Regions from separate parts of the Homo sapiens genome. Here region 1 is linked to region 2. A link is an interaction called in ENCODE POLR2A ChIA-PET data of the cell type or tissue named here. Cell type or tissue: Caco-2. All regions are shown on one strand. Each heading gives the region's core, and the rest is flanking DNA. Links, peaks and the distances in the headings are about the cores only. Region 1 has its middle 22 kb from the start of C20orf203. Region 2 overlaps DNMT3B (DNA methyltransferase 3 beta).

The links. ChIA-PET counts read pairs that join two places held together with the same protein. Peaks named below come from ENCODE experiments on the same cell type or tissue, not always from the same donor. Only the 100,000 strongest peaks of a DNase experiment are listed, where the experiment ranks them.
Region 1: POLR2A ChIA-PET joins it to region 2 with 7 read pairs; 12 of 35 experiments call an interaction of 5 or more read pairs at or near these places.

Annotation. Positions count from the first base shown.
Region 1 is chr20:32,693,054-32,698,428 of GRCh38, reverse strand. No RefSeq gene overlaps it. Among named protein-coding and RNA genes, the nearest start is that of C20orf203, 22 kb to the right of the region's middle. In Caco-2, for the core only: no CTCF peak of the experiment used is centred there; a DNase peak (open chromatin) is centred at 2,358.
Region 2 is chr20:32,770,386-32,775,760 of GRCh38, reverse strand. The region is part of intron 1 of DNMT3B (DNA methyltransferase 3 beta); the gene reads right to left. Among named protein-coding and RNA genes, the nearest start is that of DNMT3B, 11 kb to the right of the region's middle. RefSeq lists enhancers at 1-639, 1,345-2,051, 5,021-5,375. In Caco-2, for the core only: no CTCF peak of the experiment used is centred there; no DNase peak of the experiment used is centred there.

The DNA of each region.
Region 1 (5,375 bases), core at 51-5,050, 77 kb after region 2:
AGTGCAGTGGTGTGATCTTCGCTCACTGCAACCTCTGCTTCCTGGGTTTAAGTGATTCTCCTGCCTCAGCCTCCCGAGTAGCTGGGACTACAGGCGCATTCCACCATGCCCGGCTAGATTTGTATTTTTAGTAGAGACAGGGTTTCGCTATATTGGCCAGGCTGGTCTTGAACTCCTGACCTTAGGTGATCTGCCTGCCTCGGCCTCCCAAAGTGCTGGGATTACAGGTGTGAACCACTATGCCCGGCCAATACAATCTGTTTAAAACTCACTCATATTACAGATGGGGAAACTGAGGCCTGGAGACTGAAACTGTGGTCACTGGCCAGGGGTCAGACAGTGCTGTCCTGTGATCCATGGGGTCCTGCTTGATTCAGAAATGGGCTCCTGACACTAGAAGGGCTTCCAGCACGCCAAGCCATCTGGTGCAGGTCCAAGTCCGGGTGCTGTGTAAGAGTTGCACCCAGCTGGCCACCGGACAGATTCTGACCAGGGAGCTCCTTGCCCTGCCCAATTCAGCCGCTGCTGCCCCACCTGGATCACAACATTGGCTTTCTGATGGCCCCCCTGGAGTCTTCAGCCTCACAGCTTCCACAGTCCAGCCCATTTCCTGTGTGACCATTCTTATGCACAAGTCTCATGTCACCCAACAGATCCACTGCTCAGGGTTCTGCCAGGTGTCCAGAGGAAAGTCAGAACTCCTAACTTAGAACACTCAGCCCTGACAACCTGGCCCTGCTGACCTCCTCCAGTGCTCCATCTCCACTGCCTCATGGCAGGCATCCTACTGGAGCATCTAGACTACCAGGCTGCTTACAGCCACCAAGCCATGGTGCCATCTGCCTCTTCTCCCCTTGGGCTCACAGTGCTGCCCCACATTTCTAAAGGCCTCTCCTGATAGTTCTTGGCCATAATAAACACACCTTGGGCCCTCATTCCTCTGCTTCAGGGGTTAGGAGTGCAAGCTCTGAAGTCAGACTGCCTGGGGTTTCTTTTTTCGCTTTGTAGAGAGCGGGGTGGGGGGAGGGGGGGCTGTCTCACTGTATTGCCCAGGCTGGTCTCAAACTCTTTGACTCAAGTGATTCTCCCGCCTCGGGCCTCCCAAAGCATCAAGATTACAGGTGTGAGCCACCACACCCAGCCCTGCTTGGGTTTCAATACTGGCCTTTCTGCTTATTAACTGTGTGACCTTGGGCAAACTCCTTAACATCTGAGAACCTTAGTTTCCCCGTTTGTAACAGGGTTATAATTCTCAGCTCACAAGGTTATTGGGGTAGATCACTTCACACAGAGCATGCTTAACTAACCAGTGAGCTACTTATTATCAAATCGTAATTATTTGTTCCCAGGATTCTCTTTCCCACTAGCCCCTGAGTTTCTTTCTTTCTTTTGTGCGTGTGTGTGTGTGTGTGTGTGTGTGTGTGTTTTGTTTTGTCTTGTTTTTGAGACAGAGTCTTGCTCTCTTGCCCAGACTGGAGTCCAGTGGCACCATCTTGGCTCACTGCAACCCCCACCTCCGGGGTTCAAGCGATTCCTGTGCCTCAGCCACCTAAGTAGCTGGGATTACAGGCACCTGCCACCACACCCAACTAATTTTCATATTTTTAGTAGAGAAGGGTTTTGCCATGTTGGCCAGGCTGTTCTCAAACTCCTGTGCTCAAGCGATCTGCCTGACTCGGCCTCCCAAAGTGCTAGAATTACAGGCGTGAGCCACCATGCCCAGCCCATGAGCTTCGTGATAGGAGACTTGCTTTTCAGCTCAATCACCCCTACAATCAGCATCATTCAGCCCCGCTCCTCCTCCCCAAGCCAGCCTTGGAACAGGTCCTGCCCTTTGTTGAAATGAAATGAGGCTGAGTGTAGAGCCTCCATGGAAGCAATGTTAACAAACCTCCCTGACTTTAGAAGAAGAAATCCAGGCCAGGTGTGGTGGCTCACACCCGTAATCCCTGCACTTTGGGAGGCCGAGGCAGGCGGATCACCTGAGGTCAGGAGTTCGAGACCAGCCTGGCCAACATGGTGAAACCCCATCTCTACTAAAAATACAAAAACTTAGCCAGGTATGGTGGCTCGTGCCTGTAGTCCCAGCTACTCCAGAGGCTGAGACACAAGAATTGCTTGAACCCGGGAGGTGAAGGTTGCAGTGAATTGAGATCCCGCCACTGCACTCCAGCCTGGGCGACAGAGTGAGGCTCTGTCTGAAAAAAAAAAAAAAAAAAAAAAAAAAAAAAAGGCCAGGGAAGTTGTTTTCATTGTGGGTCAGTTTTAACATAGATCACAGATAGCTCCACAGTGTAAGGGGGCCCTCTTCCCAGAGCAGTTGACTATCCTGCTCCATGACTCCACCAACATTCTTGGAGCGCCTCATATGGGCAAAGGCTTTGCTAGGCCCTGGGGGAGGGAGTGATAAGCCCTGAACACAGATAACTGACAAGTTGTTTTTTCTTTTTTTCTTTCTTTCTTTCTTTTTTTTTTTTTTTTGAGACGGAGTCTTGCTCTGTCACCAGGCTGATGTGGCGCGATCTCGGCTCACTGCAACCTCTGACTCCCTGATTCAAGCGATTCTCCTGCCTCAGCCTCCCCAGTAGCTGGGATTACAGGCATGCGTCACACCACACCCAGCTAATTTTTGTATTTTTAGTAGAGGTGGAGTTTCACCGTGTTCGCCAGGATGGTCTCAATCTCCTGACCTCGTGGTCCACCTGCCTGGGCCTCCCAAAGTACTGGGATTACAGGCGTGAGCCACCGCACCTGGCCAGGTTGTTTTTTCTATGTAAGAGTAGATTATATCCTCACTCCCATTTACAATAGTTCAGAGCCCATTATGAACTCCAGAACTACTACAGTTCCTTTGCTGGATTGGAATTTTGTCACGAATATACTCTGTTGAATAAGGGGCATTGATCAGGCTCTGCAGACTGTCAAGGGGGATTTTGCTGCAATGCTGGGGGATTTGGGCAGGATTTTTCTTACTGTTAGCACTGCACCTTTGCATTGATTCACTGTTCTTCCAATTCTGTTTAGAAATCTGCTGTCTGGTAATCTCACTTTTGATTGCAGTTTATTTGCTTTTGGAGTATAGTGTTCATTAGGATGGTAATAGTCTGGCCCAAGAGGAGATGAGCCAGAAATACCTGTATTCTTTCCCTGGAGGGAAGAGGACTGGCTTGGCTGGGATGGGAAGATCAAGTGGGGGGAGGGGGTGTTGATTGTTCAGTTCTTTTTTTTTTTCTTTCATTTTTTCACTTTTTGGCCTATCATTCTTGTTTCCTATAACTGTTCAGTTCTGACACTATTGTTTATTTTTACTATAGTGGCATTAAAAAAAGAACCTGGGGGCCGGGCACGGTGGCTTACGCTTGTAATCCCAGCACTTTGGGAGGCCGAGGCAGGTGGATCACAAGGTCAGGAGATCGAGAGCATCCTGGCTAACACAGGTGAAACCCCGTCTCTACTAAAAATATAAAAAATTAGCCGGGCGTGGTGGCAGGTGCCTGTAGTCCCAGTTACTTGGGAGGCTGAGGCAGGAGAATGGCGTGAACCCAGGAGGCGGAGCTTGCAGTGAGCAGAGATCACACCACTGTGCTGCAGCCTGGGCGACAGAGCTAGACTTCGTCTCAAAAAAAAAAAAAAAAAAAAAAAAGAAGCTGGGCCTGGCACAGTGGCTCACATCTGTAATCTCAGCCCTTTAGGAGGCCAAGGCAGGAGGATCATGTGAGGCCAGGAGTTCCAGACCAGCCTGGTCAACATAGCAAAACCCTGTCTCTACAAAAAACTTAAAAATTAGCCAGGTGTGGTGGCATGTGACTGTAGTCCCAGTTGCTCTGGAGGCTGAAGTGGGAGGATTGCTTGAGCCGGAGTTAGAGGCTGCAGTAAGCCATGATCTGTGCCACTACACTCCAGCCTCATATTTTAAAAATAAAAAAGCTGATGATGTTGTGGAAAGTCCTCAAATAGCCCAAGTGGTCAACTGCTCTCTTGTGGGACCAGCAACCTGACACATGAGCATTTGCCAGAGTGGAAAATGGCCTTTCTGAAAGACAGAACACTCAACAACAAATATTTTTCTAAAGGATACTTGATCTTTTCCAAGTTGCTTTATTTTTTTTTTTTGAGACAGAGTCTCATTCTATTGCCCGGGCTGGAGTGCAGTGGTGTGACCACGACCCACCGCAGCCTCGACCTCCTGGGCTCAGGTAATTCTCCCTGGTAGCTGGGATTACAGGCATGCACCACTATGCCCAGCTAATTTTTTTTTTTTTTTTTGTATTTTTTGTAGAGACAGGTTCTCACTCTGTTGCCAGGGTTGGTCTCAAACTCCTGGGCTCAAGGGATCCTCCTGCCTTGGTCTCCCAAAATGTTGAGATTATAGGCATGAGCCACCACGCCTGGCTGGGGTTTTGTTTTTGTTTTTTTAACATTTGTCACATTTCACAAAGGTATTTCAGAATCTCTGAGAAAAGTGCTATAATGTCTAATGATACTTTATATTTGGACAGCACTTTCGTTTGTTTTTTTTGGCGGGGGGGGTGGGAGAAGTCAAGTAACTTACATATAGTGAAATTTACCCTTCTTGAGTATGCAGTTCAGTGAGTTTTGATAAATGTGTAATGGTAGTGTAATCACTACCACAGTCAAGACATGGACAATTTTCATTACCCCACGAAGTGCCCTCATGTGTGGTTAGAGTCAGCCCTCCCATCAGCACAGTCCTGGCAGCCACTGACCTGGTTTCTGTCCCTACTGTTTTGCCTTTTCCAGAATGTCATTTAAGTGACATCATTCATTATGGAGACTTGTTTTATTTTTTATTTTTTATTTTTTGAGAAGGAGTCTCGCTCTTGTTGCCCAGGCTAGAGTGCAATGCTGTGATTTCGGCTCACTGCAACCTCCGCCTCCCGGGTTCAAGTGATTCTCCTGCCTCAGCCTCCCGAGTAGTTGGGACCACAGGCGTACACCACCATGCCCAGCTAATTTTTTTTTTTTTTTGAGATGGAGTCTCGCCCTGTCACCCAGGCTAGAGTGCAGTGGCATGATCTCGGCTCACTGCAAGCTCCGCCTCCCGGGTTCACGCCATTCCCCTGCCTCAGCCTCCCGAGTATGCCCGGCTAATTTTTGTATTTTTAGTAGAGACGGGGTTTCCCCATGTTGGCCAGGCTAGTCTCAAACTCCTGACCTCAAGTAATCCGCCTGCCTTGGCCTCCCAAAGTGCTGGGATTACAGGTGTGAGCCACCGCGCCCAGCCCATTATGTAGCTTTTTGTGCCCCACTTCTCCCACTTAGCATAATGTTTTTGAGATTCATCTGTATTACTAGTGCATCTGTAGTTCTTTCCTTTTTATGGCTGGGTTGTTTTTTGTTTTTGTTTTTGTTTT
Region 2 (5,375 bases), core at 77-5,076:
AATGCATCACCCATCCCAGGGATGAAGGGAGCTTCGTGGCTGGGACATGATATACCAGCTGAGCGTTTCCCTTCACAGGAGGTGGCTGCCTAACCTTGTGATGAGAGGTGAACTCTGACCCTTTCCCAGAGGCTGGGGTCCAGCGTGTGATTCAGAGTGGGCAGCAGTGCTGGGTGGGCCCACCCACAAGCTTCTCCCCGAGGGGCCTTCCTCATTAGTGCAGCAGGGTGCCTGTGCCCCGACTGAACCAGGTCAGATGTACTCAAATGCAATGTGGCAGACAGAGGGGTAGGTGGCAACCCCCAATTAGACTCAGAGGAGGCTCAGGGACTCGCCCCAACCCAGCAGTAATGCTGAGAACTGATGTCACTCACTTCCTCCAGGCTGATACCAGCAGCAGAGCTGTTTCAGAGCACTTCGTAAATGTTAATTGCATTAATTAAACCTCACAATGCAGGAAGGGGGGTCACTTTGGTATCTGCCCCAACCCCTGGGGTGCAGTAAAAAATTAAAAACTAAAATCCTACATTCAGTGGAGAGTATTGATTTAAAGAAAAAATAAATAAAAATTCCACCTCCACAGCCTATGTTAGAGAAATCTAGGGCCAGGTGCAGTGGCTCAAGCCTGTAATCCCAGCACTTCGGGAGGCTGAGGCAGGTGGACCACCCGAGGTCAGGAGTTCAAGACCAGCCTGGCCAACATGGTGAAACCCCATCTCTACTAAAAATAAAAAAATTAGGCCAGGCGCGGTGGCTCACGCTTGTAATCCCAGCACTTTGGGAGGCTGAAGCGGGTTGATCACTTGAGGCCAGGAGTTCGAGACCAGCCTGACCAACATGGTGTAACCAGTCTCTACTAAAAATACAAAAAAAAATTAGCCGGTCGTGGTGGTGGGCGCATGTAATCCCAGCTACTCAGGAGGCTGGGCAGGATAATCACTTGAACCCGGGAGGCGGGGGTTGCAGTGAGGTTGAGATCGTGCCACTGTACTCCAGCCTGGGCGACAAGGGGGAGACTCCATCTCAAAATAGAAAAGAAAAAAGACAAGACAAGACAAGACAAGACATGGGAGACCCCAAAAAGACGGGAGGATGGGAAGGAGCAAGGGTTGAAAAATCACCTATCAGGTACAACGTTCACTCTTTCGGTAATGGATACACCAGAAGCCCAATCCCCACCAGTAAGTAATAAACCCATGCAACAAACAAGCACATGTACTTCTTGAATCTAAAAAAAAAAAAAAAAAAAAAAGGCCAGGCGCGGTGGCTCAGGTCTGTAATCCCAGCACTTTGGGAGGCCGACGTGGGCAGATCACGAGGTCAGGAGCTCGAGACCATCCTGGCTAACATGATGAAACCCCGTCTCTACTAAAAACACAAAAAATTAGCCGGGCATGGTGGTGAGCACCTGTAGTCCCAGCTACTCCGGAGGCTGAGGCAGGAGAATGGTGTGAACCTGGGAGGCAGAGCTTGCAGTGAGCGGAGATAGCACCACTGCACTCCAGCCTAGGTGACAGAGCGAGACTCCGTCTCAAAAAAAAAAGAAAAAAAAGACACCATAAAACAATGCAGTAAGTAAGCCCAGGGAGGGACACCACACCTAGGTGAAGTAGAGAGCGGGAAGGATCCAGGCAGCAGGGACAGCACATCCAAAGGAAAGGGGGCCAGACTCAGGCTGTCCACACTGGCGGCGGCAGCAGAACACATGACAGAACACAAGGTCCCAGTACTGTGCTTTTGCTCTGTCTGATAAGGAACTTACCCTAAATTCCAGAAAACATCAGATTTACAGGAAAGCGTAAAAAAAAAAAAAAAAAAAAAAAAAACCACTGCCGGGCGCAGTGGCTCATGCCTGTTAATACCACCACTTTAGGAGGCCAAGGCTTGAGCTTGGGCTCAGGAGTTCAACGCCAGCCTGGGCAACACAGCAAAACCTCTTCTCTATTAAAATATTTCTTAAAATTAGCTGAATGTGTCGGCCTGCCCCTGTAGTCCTAGCTACTCGCCTGTAGTCCCACCTCCTCGGAGGCTGATGGGGAATGATCACCTAAGCCTCGGAAGTTGAGGCTGCAGTAAAGCTATCGTCATGCCACTGCACTCTAGGCCCAGTGACAGCACAAGACCCTGTTATAAAAAAAAAAAAAAAAAGCCCAATATTTCTCTCAAACCCCAGTTTTATAATCTGTGAAATAAAGTAACCCACCCAATTCACTGGGAAGTTGGTACCAAGGACCCCTACATAGATGACACAGTCATGATACCTGAAGTCACTTATTCTCATGTGCCATCTGGCTACCCACCACAGCACCACACCACAGGGCCAATCAAGAAGTATCCACCCCATCACCCTCCACAATTCAGAATGCGTTTGGGGAATTGCTCAGTGCCTCTAGGTCATGAGTACATGTACCACTGTCATCCTACAGTAGAAGCTGGGCCCTTGGCATAGTAAGCAGAATTATCAGAAGAGTGTGTCCATACAAAAAATAAACTAGGCGTGGTGGCACACACCTATAGTCCCAGCTACTCAGGAGGCTGAGGCAGGAGAATCGCTTGAACCCGGGAGGTGGACGTCGCAGTGAGCCACTGCACTCCAGCCTGGGCAACAGTACAGGCTCAGGCTCCCTCTCAAAAAAAAAAAAAGCCAGGCACAGTGGCTCACGTCTGTGATCCCAGCACTTTGGGAGGCCGAGGAGGGCGGATTACATGAGGTCGGGAGTTCAAGACCAGCCTGACCAACATGGAGAAACCCCGCTCTCTACTAAAAATACAAAATTAGCCGGGGTGGTGGCACATGCCTGTAATCCCAGCTACTCGGGATCGTGCCATTGCACTCTAGCCTGGGCAACAAGAGCGAAACTCCATCTCAAAAAAAAAAAAAAAAAATGTGTCCAAACAGGGAAAAACCAGACAAGTGGCTATCTGCAGACTGTGCATGACACCAAAATATACTCAGATGTTTGTCAACGCACTGGAATAAAATAATGTCATTACCTTTTAGATAAGTAACAGGAAAAAAAAAACTAGGACCATAAAGATCTGAAAAGATATGACAGTAACTTTAGAGTCTAAACTTTTTGCCCTTTATACAGAAATCACAAACACCCAGCCCCTTCCCCTATATCCACTTTGAGAACCCCTTGAAGGGTGTGGCAGCCCCAAGGAGTGGTCAATGGTAACTCAGAGAATGAGGGGCAGCATTGGAGCAGAATCCTAGGCACTGCTATGCCCAATTCCTGTGGCCACCTACCCCTTGGCAAAATCAGAGCCAACAGCCCTGTCCCCTCCCAAGGGGGCAAAGGAGGTCAATATTCTGGAAAGAGACCCCCTCAACCTTGGCCCCTCCCTCACAGCAGGCTGCACCTGTGGCTTCAACTAAGAACGCCTTAAATCTCAAGTCTACCTATCTACACAGTATTTAGTCATCTTAAGCCTAAATACCTACACAGCAGGGATACTGGTTCAGTCTTTGGGATAGTAATCTTCACTGTGTCATCTAAAATGCCTAATGTCTATATCCTGTTACACAGGATTCTACTGCTCAGAAACCACCCAGTTCAAAGCTCTCGCCAAGGCCTCTGTGCAAGGGGGTTGCTGCAGTCCCATTTGTCATAGCAAACACTGCAATCAAATCACGGTCAAGAGGACTGGTTGACTAAATTACCTGCTTCCACAATAGGGGGCAAAGAGTGCAGTACTTATTGTTAGACAAAGTTATGTAAAGTGAAAACAAGAAACCTGCATAATGCAACATCAATTATTGATGTTTAAGCCATTTCTCTGCAGCATTTCTTCTCTAACTATAAAAATTCATACTCAGAAGGAAGGTTTGGGGGGTAACTACCTTAAGCCCATGTAACTTTTACAATCGGAAAACATAACTCGCCTGTCTGAGAAACATTTATTTGAATTAGGCCACTCAGGTTTAATCAACATAATTATTTGATTATTTGTATATGGTATGAGATAGGGACCTAATATTTTTCCCCGTAAGTAAAGCCAGACACCTATGAATACATCCCAACTCTATCTCTTATTTGAACTTCCCATATATATGTAATATGTTTTGAGGCTCACTTTTGTTTGGTATTTATCCTTTACCACTCCTTTTTTTTTTTTTTTTTTGAGATGCGGTCTTGCTCTGTTGCCCAGGCTGGAGTGCAATGGCATGATCTCGGGTCACTGTAACCCCTCCACCTCCTGGGTTCAAGTGATTCTCCTGCCTCAGCTTCCTTGGGATTACAGGCACATGCCACCACGCCCGGCTAATTTTTGTATTTTTAGTAGAGATAGGGTTTCAGTATGCTGGCCAGGCTGGTCTCGAACTCCTGACCTCAGGCGATCCGCCCACCTCAGCCTCCCAAAGTGCTGGGATTACAGGTGTGAGCCACTGCACCCAGCCATTGCCACTACTTTTAATCACTACAACTGCTAGAGCAAGCCTGCAAGCCTTATTGAAAAGTTCATTTTCTCCCTTTAGTTTGTGGTCTCTCATTTCCTGTTCTCTTCTGCTCTCTAGATTTCTTTAAGGGAGCTTAGTTCTTCTACCAACAGATAAAGGCACAGCATTTTTAGTTGTTTCAACATGGATAGACTTTCAAATAAATTATTTCTATCGTAACCAGAAAATATGTCCTTGCACACTATGTATTGAAAAGGTAAAAATCACAACACAAAGAAAAGCTAGAAATGTTATATTCACAGCAAAAAAAAAGATGCCAGGGACAGTGGCTCATGCCTGTAACCCCAGCAATGTGGGAGGCCTAGGCAGGAGGATTGCTTGAGCCCAGGAGTTCAAGATCAGCCTGGGCAACAAAGTGAGACCCCAACATTACAAAAAAAAAATTTAGGCCGGGCATGGTGGCTCATGCCTGTAATCCCAGCACTTTGGGAGGCTGAGGCAGGCAGATCACCCGAGGTCAGGGGTTCAAGACCAGCCTGACCAACACGGAGAAACCCCGTTTCCACTAAAAATACAAAATTAGCCGGGCATGGTGGCACATGCCTGTAATCCCAGCTACTCAGGAGGCTGAGGCAAGAGAATCACTTGAACCCGGGAGGCGGAGGTTGTGGTGAACCAAGATCATGCCATTGCACTCCAGCCTGGGCAAAGAGCGAAACTCTGTCTCAAAAGGAAAAAAAAAAAAAAAGTAAGGCGGAGCATGGTGGCTCAAGCCTATAATTCCAGCACTTTGGGAGGCCAAGGTGGGCGGCTCACCTGAGGTCGGGAGTTCGAGACCAGCCTGATCAACATGGAGAAACCCCATCTCTACTAAAACAACAACAACAAACAAACCAACAAAAATTAGCTGGTGGTGGTGGCACATGCCTGTAATCCCAGCTACTTGGGAGGCTGAGGCAGGAGAATCGCTTGA